2 separate regions of the Homo sapiens genome follow, and region 2 is linked to region 1. Evidence: read pairs that join two places in POLR2A ChIA-PET (ENCODE). Cell type or tissue: PC-3. All regions are shown on one strand. Links, peaks and the distances in the headings refer to the core of each region. The heading gives the core; the rest is flanking DNA. Region 1 overlaps CUEDC1 (CUE domain containing 1). Region 2 overlaps LOC105371840 (a long non-coding RNA gene).

Region 1 (4,384 bases), core at 289-4,288:
AGCCTTGATGTTCTAACGTGTTGGTCGGTTCCTCCATTAGACCAAATCTCTCCAGAAGCAGGAACCATATCTTCTTTTTCCCTGTCTCCACAAAGCTGTATGCAGTGCCTCTTATTTTATACTAATCAAAAAAGCTGGGCAAGTTCATGAGCCCCCCTCCACCCCAATTTCAGATGAAGAAGCCACTTTCATCTCCCCCAGTTCAACAGCATATGACAAGGGAGAATTTGCAAAGGGAGGAAGGGACAGAAGAGATGGGAATCCAGGAGGACCCAGCCACCTGATCTAGCCTTGGAACGAGACTGCTCTCTGCCAGCTGTGGGGAAAGCTTGCTGAGTTGCAGGGATGCAGGGCTAGGTATACTCATACTTCCTCAGCCCCACCTCTCCCGGCCAGACTGGAAGGCATGAAGCTGGGGTCTTCAGCAGTAAACTCTAGTCTACCAGATCGGATGCTGCATTCCCCAGGCCGACAGTGACTCGAGAACAAATGAACACAGGCCCAGAACACCTCTATTTGGAGCCCGACTTATGGGCTGGGATCTTTCTCCCTACACCTCCTTCAAGACTCCCCAGGAGCATCTGGGGACCTGGCTGAGAGAGGCCAGCCCAATGTTAACAGATGCAGTCATATCTGCCTCCTGCTCCCCTCCCCATCCTGCTCACCACCTCTTCAGACAAGGCAAAGAGGAATGCAGTGTCAAGAAAGAATATTTAAAGCCAAGGTGGGAGGACTGCTTGAGCCCAGGAGTTTGAGACCAGCCTGGGCTGGGCAACATAGTGAGACCTCTTCTCTACAATATAAAAATAAAGGCCAGGTGCGGTGGCTCACACCTCTAATCCCAACACTTTGGGAGGCCAAGGCAGGAGGATCATGAGGTCAGGAATTCAAGACCAGCCTGGCTAGTATGGTGAAAGCCCGTCTCTACTAAAAATACAAAAATTAGCCAGGCGTGGTGACACGTGCCTATAGTCCCAGCTACTCGGGAGGCTGAGGCAGGAGAATTGCTTGAACCCAGGAGTCGGAGGTTGCAGTGAGCCAAGATCACACCACTGCACTCCAGCCTGGGAAACAGAGCAAGACTCCGTCTCAAAAATAAAAATAAAAATAGCCGGACATGGTGGTGCACACCTGTAGTCTCAGCTACTTGGGAGGCTGAGGCAGGGGTATAGCTTGAGCCCACAAATTCCAGGTTATAGTGAGCCATTACTGTGACACTGTACTCCAGCCTAGGCAATATAGCAAGACCCTGTCTCTCTAAAAAAAAAAAAAAAAAAAAAAAAAAAGGAAAGAAAGACAATATTTGGATATGAACCCCTATCTTTTTTAAGAAGTGGAAGTGCATTTGCTATCTACTCATTCCTTAACAGATACATAGAGAATACTTAGAGGGGCAGACATGCCATCCTTCCCGATTGTTTTTTTGAGACAGAATCTCACTCTGTTGCCCAGGCTGGCATGCAGTGGCGTGATTTCGGCTCACTGCAGCCTCTACCTCCCAGATTCAAACAATTCTCATGCCTCAGCCTCCCGAGTAGCTGGGATTACAGGCATGCCCCACCATGCCCAGCTAATTTTTGTATTTTTAATAGAGACAGGGTTTCGCCATGTTGCTCAGGCTGGTCTCGAACTCCTGAGCTCAGGTGATCCACCTGCCTCAGCCTCCCAAAGTGCTGGGATTACAGGCATGAGCCACCACACCCAGCCCGTTCCCCATTTTTATACTTGGGTTAAGCTCACAGACAAAATGATGGGGATAGAATCCAGGGACCAAGCTCCCCAAGACAGCAAAGGCTATTCAAGTGCCCGCAATCAGCTTTCTTACTAAAACTCACTGACTAATACACAAGAATGCAAACTGCCAATGTGTTTACCTTACATTTAATGAATGGTTTAGTGTTTTCTCTGAGATTTTACTTATTTGATATTCCATGACAACAGGATGAGCAATCCTTAAAGACCTGCTTCAGGCAGCCCTGGCTGGCTTGCTGAAATCAGTGTAGAGCAGTGAAGGCTTCCATCCTGAGTGACCAGCGTGACAGTGATTTTTTTTTTTAAGCTTCCCTCCCTTCCATTAGACACACACACACACACACACACACACAAACACACACACACACACCCTGTTGCCTAGAGACTGGACACATTCCTGGTGCTTACTCTTCTTTTCATTCTCCAGAAGCAGGAGCTTTAGAAACTGGGGCCTCCAGGAAATATGCCTGGGGCCGGGGTGAAGGGGGTCCAGGAGTGACATTTCCTCATAGCCAGGCCCGCCCCATCCCCGCTGCCCTCCCTTTCCTCCCGAGGTTTGAAAAGCCCCAGCAGGCTGGAACTGAAAGGCTTCCACAGGGAACAAAACAAGGCCCCCTTTGAAAGCCTGTGTTTACCCCGGGTGCAGCCAGGGGTTGCCATGGCCACGGTCCACCTTGGCGGGCCAGGCCCGCCTGGAGCAGCCTCAGCGCCTGGCCGTCCCACCCCAATTCCTTCCTAGGGGACCCTACTGGCACCCCTCTCCTGGGCCCCCTTGACTGCTGGAAGCATGGATTTTCATCAAGTCCCCCAAGCTGAAAACATAATCCTGGAGAGACTGAAAGAGGATTAAGCCTCCCTCTGGGGCTCCTGAGAGAAAGACCAGGGGACTTGACCAGCCCTGTCCACACCCACCTCCGCTGTTGCTGTCCTGTCTCCTGGGCCAGTGACCCACCCGCTGCTAATGAGAATGACTTATTTATGTCATTCATTATCGCTATGTCCTGGAGCCAAGCAGCATCAGGGGAGGCCAGACCAGGAGTGGGGCAAAGAGGAAAGGGAGGGTCTCTCCTCTCAGCCTCAACCTGAATCTGTCAGGCCCTGTGGGCTGCGGGAAACCACAGAGGCCTTGTGACCCAAGGACAAAAGCGGCTGAGGACATGGCAGGACAGTGTGGACTCCCAGGGCCCCTGAGTGCACAAGCCTGGCCAGGGAAGCTCAGCCCTCCCTGGCTCCACATTCCTCCTTTGGCCCTTCCCCAGGAGAAGCCAGAGGGAGCAGAGGCTCTAAATAATTCAGCCCTCCAATTGCTCTGTGGTCAGAGCTTCTTCATTTATTTTTTAACTCTCCAGGCTCCACAGTTTCGCAATGGAAGCACTCTAATCCCAGCCCTCACAACCAGGTGCCTCTCAAGCCCCCAGCCCAGGATGGCAGGGAAGGAGGCACCCAACTTCTAGGATTCTGCAGACTCATCCCTAAGGTTCAACACATCTTGAGGCCTCAGGGACAGTGGCTGGGATGCAGATGGGCAGCGGGAGGAGAGGAGGCAGTGCTGGCTCCAGGGCTGTTTCCACAGAGCATGGCACTACTGTGCTGGCAGAACTGGATTAATAGAAAGACCTGAGCCGCAACCCGGGTGAGGCTCAGATCCACCTCTGTCAGCAGCTCCACTCTCCTGCGCACTGCTCCTCTAGCCTCCTATCTATCCTTTCTCAGGGCTTCTTCCTGCACCCCCAGCCCATCCCGCCCCCATACAGCCCTCCACGTTCATTCACACTTTTTTTTTTTTTGAAACGGTGTCTCGCTGTATCACCACGCTGGAGTACAGTGGCGTGATCTCGGCTCACTGCAACCTCCGCCTCCTGGGTTCAAGCGATTCTCCTGCCTCAGCCTCCCAAGTAGCTGGAACTACAGGCATACACCACCACGTCAAGCTAATTTTTGTATTTTTAGTAGAGACAGGGTTTCACCATGTTGGCCAGGATGGTCTCCATCTTTTGACCTCGTGATCTGCCCACCTCGGCCTCCCAAAGTGCTGGGATTACAGGTGTGAGCCACCGCACCCAGCCCTCATTCTTACTCTTAAAGGGCCTGGGCACCCTGCCATGGTTCCCTGGAATCAGCCTGGCCTCAGCTTCTATTAATAATATTAGTTAACATTTGATTGCACATTCATTTCATGTGATCCTCACAGTAACCACACAAAGCAGGTACTATGGATATCCTCATTTCACAAATGAGGAAACTAAAACTCAGGGAGGTTTAGAAATCTGCCCAGAGGCCTGGCGTGGTGGCTCACACCTGTCATCCCAACACTTTGGGAAGCCGAGTTGGGAGGATCACTTGAGCCCAGGGGTTCAAGACCAGCCTGGGAAACATGGTGAAATCTCATCTCTACAAAAAATACAAAAATTAGTGAGATGTGGCAGCATGCACCGGTAGTCCCAGCTACTCAGGAGGCTGAGGCAGGAGGATGCTTGAACCTGGGAGGTCTAGGTTGCAGTAAGCCGAGACTGTGCCACTGCACTCCAGCCTGGGTGACAAAGTGAGACCCTGTCTCAAAAAAAAAAAAACAGAAAAAGAAAAAAATCTGCCTAGAGGCTGGGCACAGTGGCTCCTGCCTATAATCTCAACA
Region 2 (4,384 bases), core at 281-4,280, 120 kb after region 1:
TGGTTAGACCACAGTAGTGACAGGCTGCAGATTCATTTTCCACTTAGCTTTTCACAGAGAGACCCTGTTCTTCAGCCACTGATTGATCCCTTAACTTGGTCAAAAATTGGCACATAGTCCAGCCTAAAGATTCAAAGTTAGACCTTGACATTTGGCTGAATCATTTTAAAAAGTTTCAAAGGTCAGAACGTCCATAAATAAGAGTACAGTCCTTCTCCCATGCCCTCTCTAGTTTACCATGATAAAGTGAGAGTCAATGAGGTGACAAAGCTGTGGAAGTCCTGGGGCACTGGATCAGTCAAGGTCCTGTCACTCAAGGCAGTGAGGCGGGTTGGACAAAGGGGCGATTTATAGGGCCAAGGGAAGCAACATTGGGCAGGGAGGCACCCAGGGCCAGCAACAACAGGGAGTCACTACCGCCTCTAGGCTGAAGGTGTAGGTGGGGAGCACTGACCAGATTCCAGGGACAGCCACGGCTGTTGGAGAGCTGCCTGTGACCGGAGCCTTGGCCACCCATCAGCCCAGCAGGATGGGAGATGACAGAATGAACATCTTGACTTTCTCTTCGTCCTTTCCATCTCTTATAAATGCTTCCCATTGGCCAAACCCAACTAGGAACCAGATGGCAAGGGAGCCTATTGGTATAGACCACATAAGGCAACCTCTTGGATCTCGGAGCAGAGTGGAGAAGTCTGGAGAGTGCAGCTGAAGGAGCCAACAGTGAATATCCCACAGACTTGTTCAGAATTACAACTCCAGGGTCCAAACCTATTAGAAGGCAATGTTCTCAAGGTAGATGGTTCATGGACCCCTGTCTCCACCAGCAAAAACAACTAAAGCCGATGTTCTATGCTTCAAGATGGGGTACTAGAATAACCCTCATGTATATGAGACTGGAAGTCTGCTCCCTAATGATGCTGATTAGGGAGCATCAATAAATCTTGTGACAGGGACAAGATTTATTGAAGTGTGAGTATTCTAAGGAACATTTTAGCTTGATAATCTCATATCTGGATCTTCTGGGTACAGTTTTTTTTGTTTTTTTTTTTTTTGAGATGGAGTCTTGCTCTGTCACTCGGGCTGGAGTGTAGTGGCGTGATCTTGGCTCCACCTCCCAGGTTCAAGTGATTCTCCTGCCTCAGCCTCCCAAGTAGCTGGGATTACAGGCACGTGCCACCATGCCTGGCTAATTTTTTTTTTTTTTTTTTTTGAGATGGAGTCTTGTTCCATCTCCAGGCTGAATCTCGGCTCATTGCAACCTCCAACTCCCGGGTTCAAGCGATTATCCTCCCTCAGCCTTCTGAGCAGCTAGGATTACAGGCACACACCACCATACCCAGCTAATTTTTGTATTTTTAGTAGAGATGGGGTTTCGCCATGTTGGCCAGGATGGTCTTGATCTCCTGGCCTTGTGATCCACCCACCTCGGCCTCCCAAAGTGCTGGAATTACCCACGTGAGCCACCAAGCCCAGCCTAATTTTGGTATTTTTAGTAGAGATGGGGTTTCACCATGTTGCCCAGGCTGGTCTCGAACTCCTGACCTCAAGCGATCCTCCTGCCTTGGGTCCTCCCAAAGTGCTAGGATTACAGGCGTGAGCCACTGCACCTGGCCTGGGGTACAGAATTGGGAGAATGATGGGAAGAAAGACTGGGAGAAGAGGGAAGGACCTGACACAAGAGGTAAAGTCAGCCTACATAATAAACAGCTCAGAAGGAGGGGGATATTTAGGTGCTGGACAGAGTACAAGAGCTTCAGGCATGTCAAAAGCCCTTAAGCAGCTGGCCGTGAGAGAATTAAGGAAAAAGTGGCTTTAGAAAAACATTGCCAAGTGTTTCTATCTCTTCAAAAGATACAACAAATACTTGGAATTTCTTTTAAAATTTCTTTCAGTTGCTGAACTATGTTCCTTTCTCTATGAGCCTCCAAGCAGAGTCTGGGCCATGTGGGCCCTCAACTGTTATTGGAGTCACAATAAAAGACCTTCTGGATGGTTCTGGCAACCAAGGACTGGCCAGAAAGCACTCCACACACCTCATCCTCTGTCCTCTGCATGATAGCACACAAGCCTGGAAGCTTCTGAGGACTTAGCTTCCTTCCAAGGGGTTGTAACCTTACCCAATGATTGCTGCAAAATGGAAGGGATGATTATTTTACCTTTGGCACAGAAGCCAGAGCAGGTAAACAAGTTGTTAGTCACTCAATAAGTCATCTACAGATGCAAGGAGACACAACCCAGGTCTCTGGACTCTGTGTGGCCTGCATTCTGCTCAGCTGGCTGGCTGCAAATTCTATTTCCTTCCCTTTCTAGGAAATGAAAATTCTCCCCTCTCCTTCCTGAGAAGGCTCAGGCCTGCTTGGTTTAGGTTTTCACCAAGGGACTGTGGGACAAGACCAGATTCTGAGCCTTTACAAAATCATTCCTTTAGTTCTTAGTTCCTTTCTTGAAAGCAGTTTAAAGTGTGCAGGGGCAGGAGACTAAGCCCTAGGACTAGGACTTGGGGGTTCTGAGCATGGGTGCATGACTATAACATGATCTGAATTTCCCAGCTATGCAGCATACTCTGTCAGATGTGGGCTCTGATCCGGATGAGATATTGCTCAATCTGGGCTAATAAGATATGGGGAGACATTGACTGAGGGGTTCTGGAAAGAAGTTTCTACTTTCTTCCATGATGACTATTTAAAAAGCAGCTTGCTGTCTCTCCTGAGAGTGAACAAAGTTGCAGACAGCTTTGGTTGCTGCTGGCAACCACATTGCAACCTAGAGGATTGAGAGTTTTAGGATGAAGTTGACATCATGGAAGACAGAGTGGAAAGACAAAAAGAAACAGCATAGAGCAGATGGATCAGATCTTGCATAAAGCCCACCCTACCTCAAACTTCTTTTTAATTGTAAAGGACCAATAGGTTGATTGTTTAAGCCAGTTTGAGTTGTGCTTTCTGCTACTGCAGTAAAAACCATCCATTATACTGATACATTATGGCAGCTCAGATTCTCCACGCTGTAGGCTCAGGAACAGGAAGGCACAGTCTGGTCTGAGAAGATTCTGTCCTGATGCAGGTAATGTGTTGCTCTTTCTTTGGTGGGTGGCAGAAAGGTCAGGCAAGTTCATCTTGCAGCTTGGGGAGAAGAAGTGATGAATTAGGTCATCTGGCAAAGGCATGGCTGAAAGGATGCCTCACGTACTTGAACATGATGCTCTGGGGGCTTAGAGGGCTTGGGCTGCCAGATCCATGTGGGCAGGTGTTCTTTGCCTGAGGTTCTTGAACTCCTAGGGTTCCATGGAAGAGTGTCAGGAAGTCCATGAAACCCTGAAACCGTATGAAGAATTTTGTATGTGTGCATTTTCATCAGGTTTTCAAAATGGAAGAATTACTGCCCTATGTTTAAATGGTATATGACCCTCTAAACCCATCTGCCTCCATTTCTCCTTGTCATCAGACAGGATGACTAGTCCTTTTTCTTCTTACTTTCCAGAAGGGATGAACATATGAAAGATCTTAGAGGGTGGATAAACCTATTAGATGGAAAACATCTTTTTTAAATTATCAGACAGAGCCAAGCTATGAGGAGAGGACTTCAGGGGTGTCCTGAAGTGAGAAAGTCCATCTGAAACTGAAGACAGCCAGGAGCATAGATGAAGAAGAATGACAAAAGTCAGACATGTCCTTTCTGTAGGAAATCCAGGTACTTGGATACACATGAACATATACGCTGCATGTCATGTATGTATATGGAATAACAACGTTTGCATTGTCTGATGGTTTCCAACAAGTATTTTCATAACATTGCCTCATTTGGTCTTCATACAGACAATGGGAGCTGGGTCTCACACTTTTCCCCAAGGTTCAGGAGGTGAAGTGCCTTCTTCACCATCTCTCCGTAAATGGTGATGCTGTAAATGAAATTCACGTATTCTGTTTCCTTACCTGGTGCACTAAGCCCTATATTAGTCTAAACCTGGCTGACCATCAGTATCACCTGGCTGCTTCTTTAAAATGCTTGGGCTCCACACCAGTTCTAGAAATTCTGATTCAGGATGTCTAGGACAGGGCCTGGGTATTTGCATTTCTGGAAGCACCCCAAGTGAAACTGAAGACTATTTAGGTTTTTAGAATTTGGCCCTTGCAGGGGTTGGTGCATTGATACAGTGGACTCTTAAAAGATGGGCAGCTGGGTATGGTGGCTCACACCTGTAATTTCAGCATTTTGGGAGGCCAAGGTGGGAGGATAGCTTGAGCCCAGCAGTTCAAGACCAGCCACGGCAACATAAGGAGACCTCGTCTCTACAGAAAATTAAAAAAAAAAAAAAATTAGCCAGGGTGGCACACAGCTGTGGCCCAGCTACCCAGGAGGCTGAGGTGGGAGGATCGCTTGAGCC

Evidence for each region. Peaks named below come from ENCODE experiments on the same cell type or tissue, not always from the same donor. Only the 100,000 strongest peaks of a DNase experiment are listed, where the experiment ranks them.
Region 2: POLR2A ChIA-PET joins it to region 1 with 6 read pairs; 2 of 35 experiments call an interaction of 5 or more read pairs at or near these places.

Annotation. Positions count from the first base shown.
Region 1 is chr17:57,933,301-57,937,684 of GRCh38, forward strand. The region is part of intron 1 of CUEDC1 (CUE domain containing 1); the gene reads right to left. Among named protein-coding and RNA genes, the nearest start is that of CUEDC1, 20 kb to the right of the region's middle. In PC-3, for the core only: no CTCF peak of the experiment used is centred there; a DNase peak (open chromatin) is centred at 1,971; H3K4me3 peaks cover 736 bases; H3K27ac peaks cover 2,590 bases.
Region 2 is chr17:58,054,491-58,058,874 of GRCh38, forward strand. All of the region lies in intron 2 of LOC105371840 (a long non-coding RNA gene), which reads right to left. Among named protein-coding and RNA genes, the nearest start is that of DYNLL2-DT, 27 kb to the right of the region's middle. In PC-3, for the core only: no CTCF peak of the experiment used is centred there; a DNase peak (open chromatin) is centred at 2,161.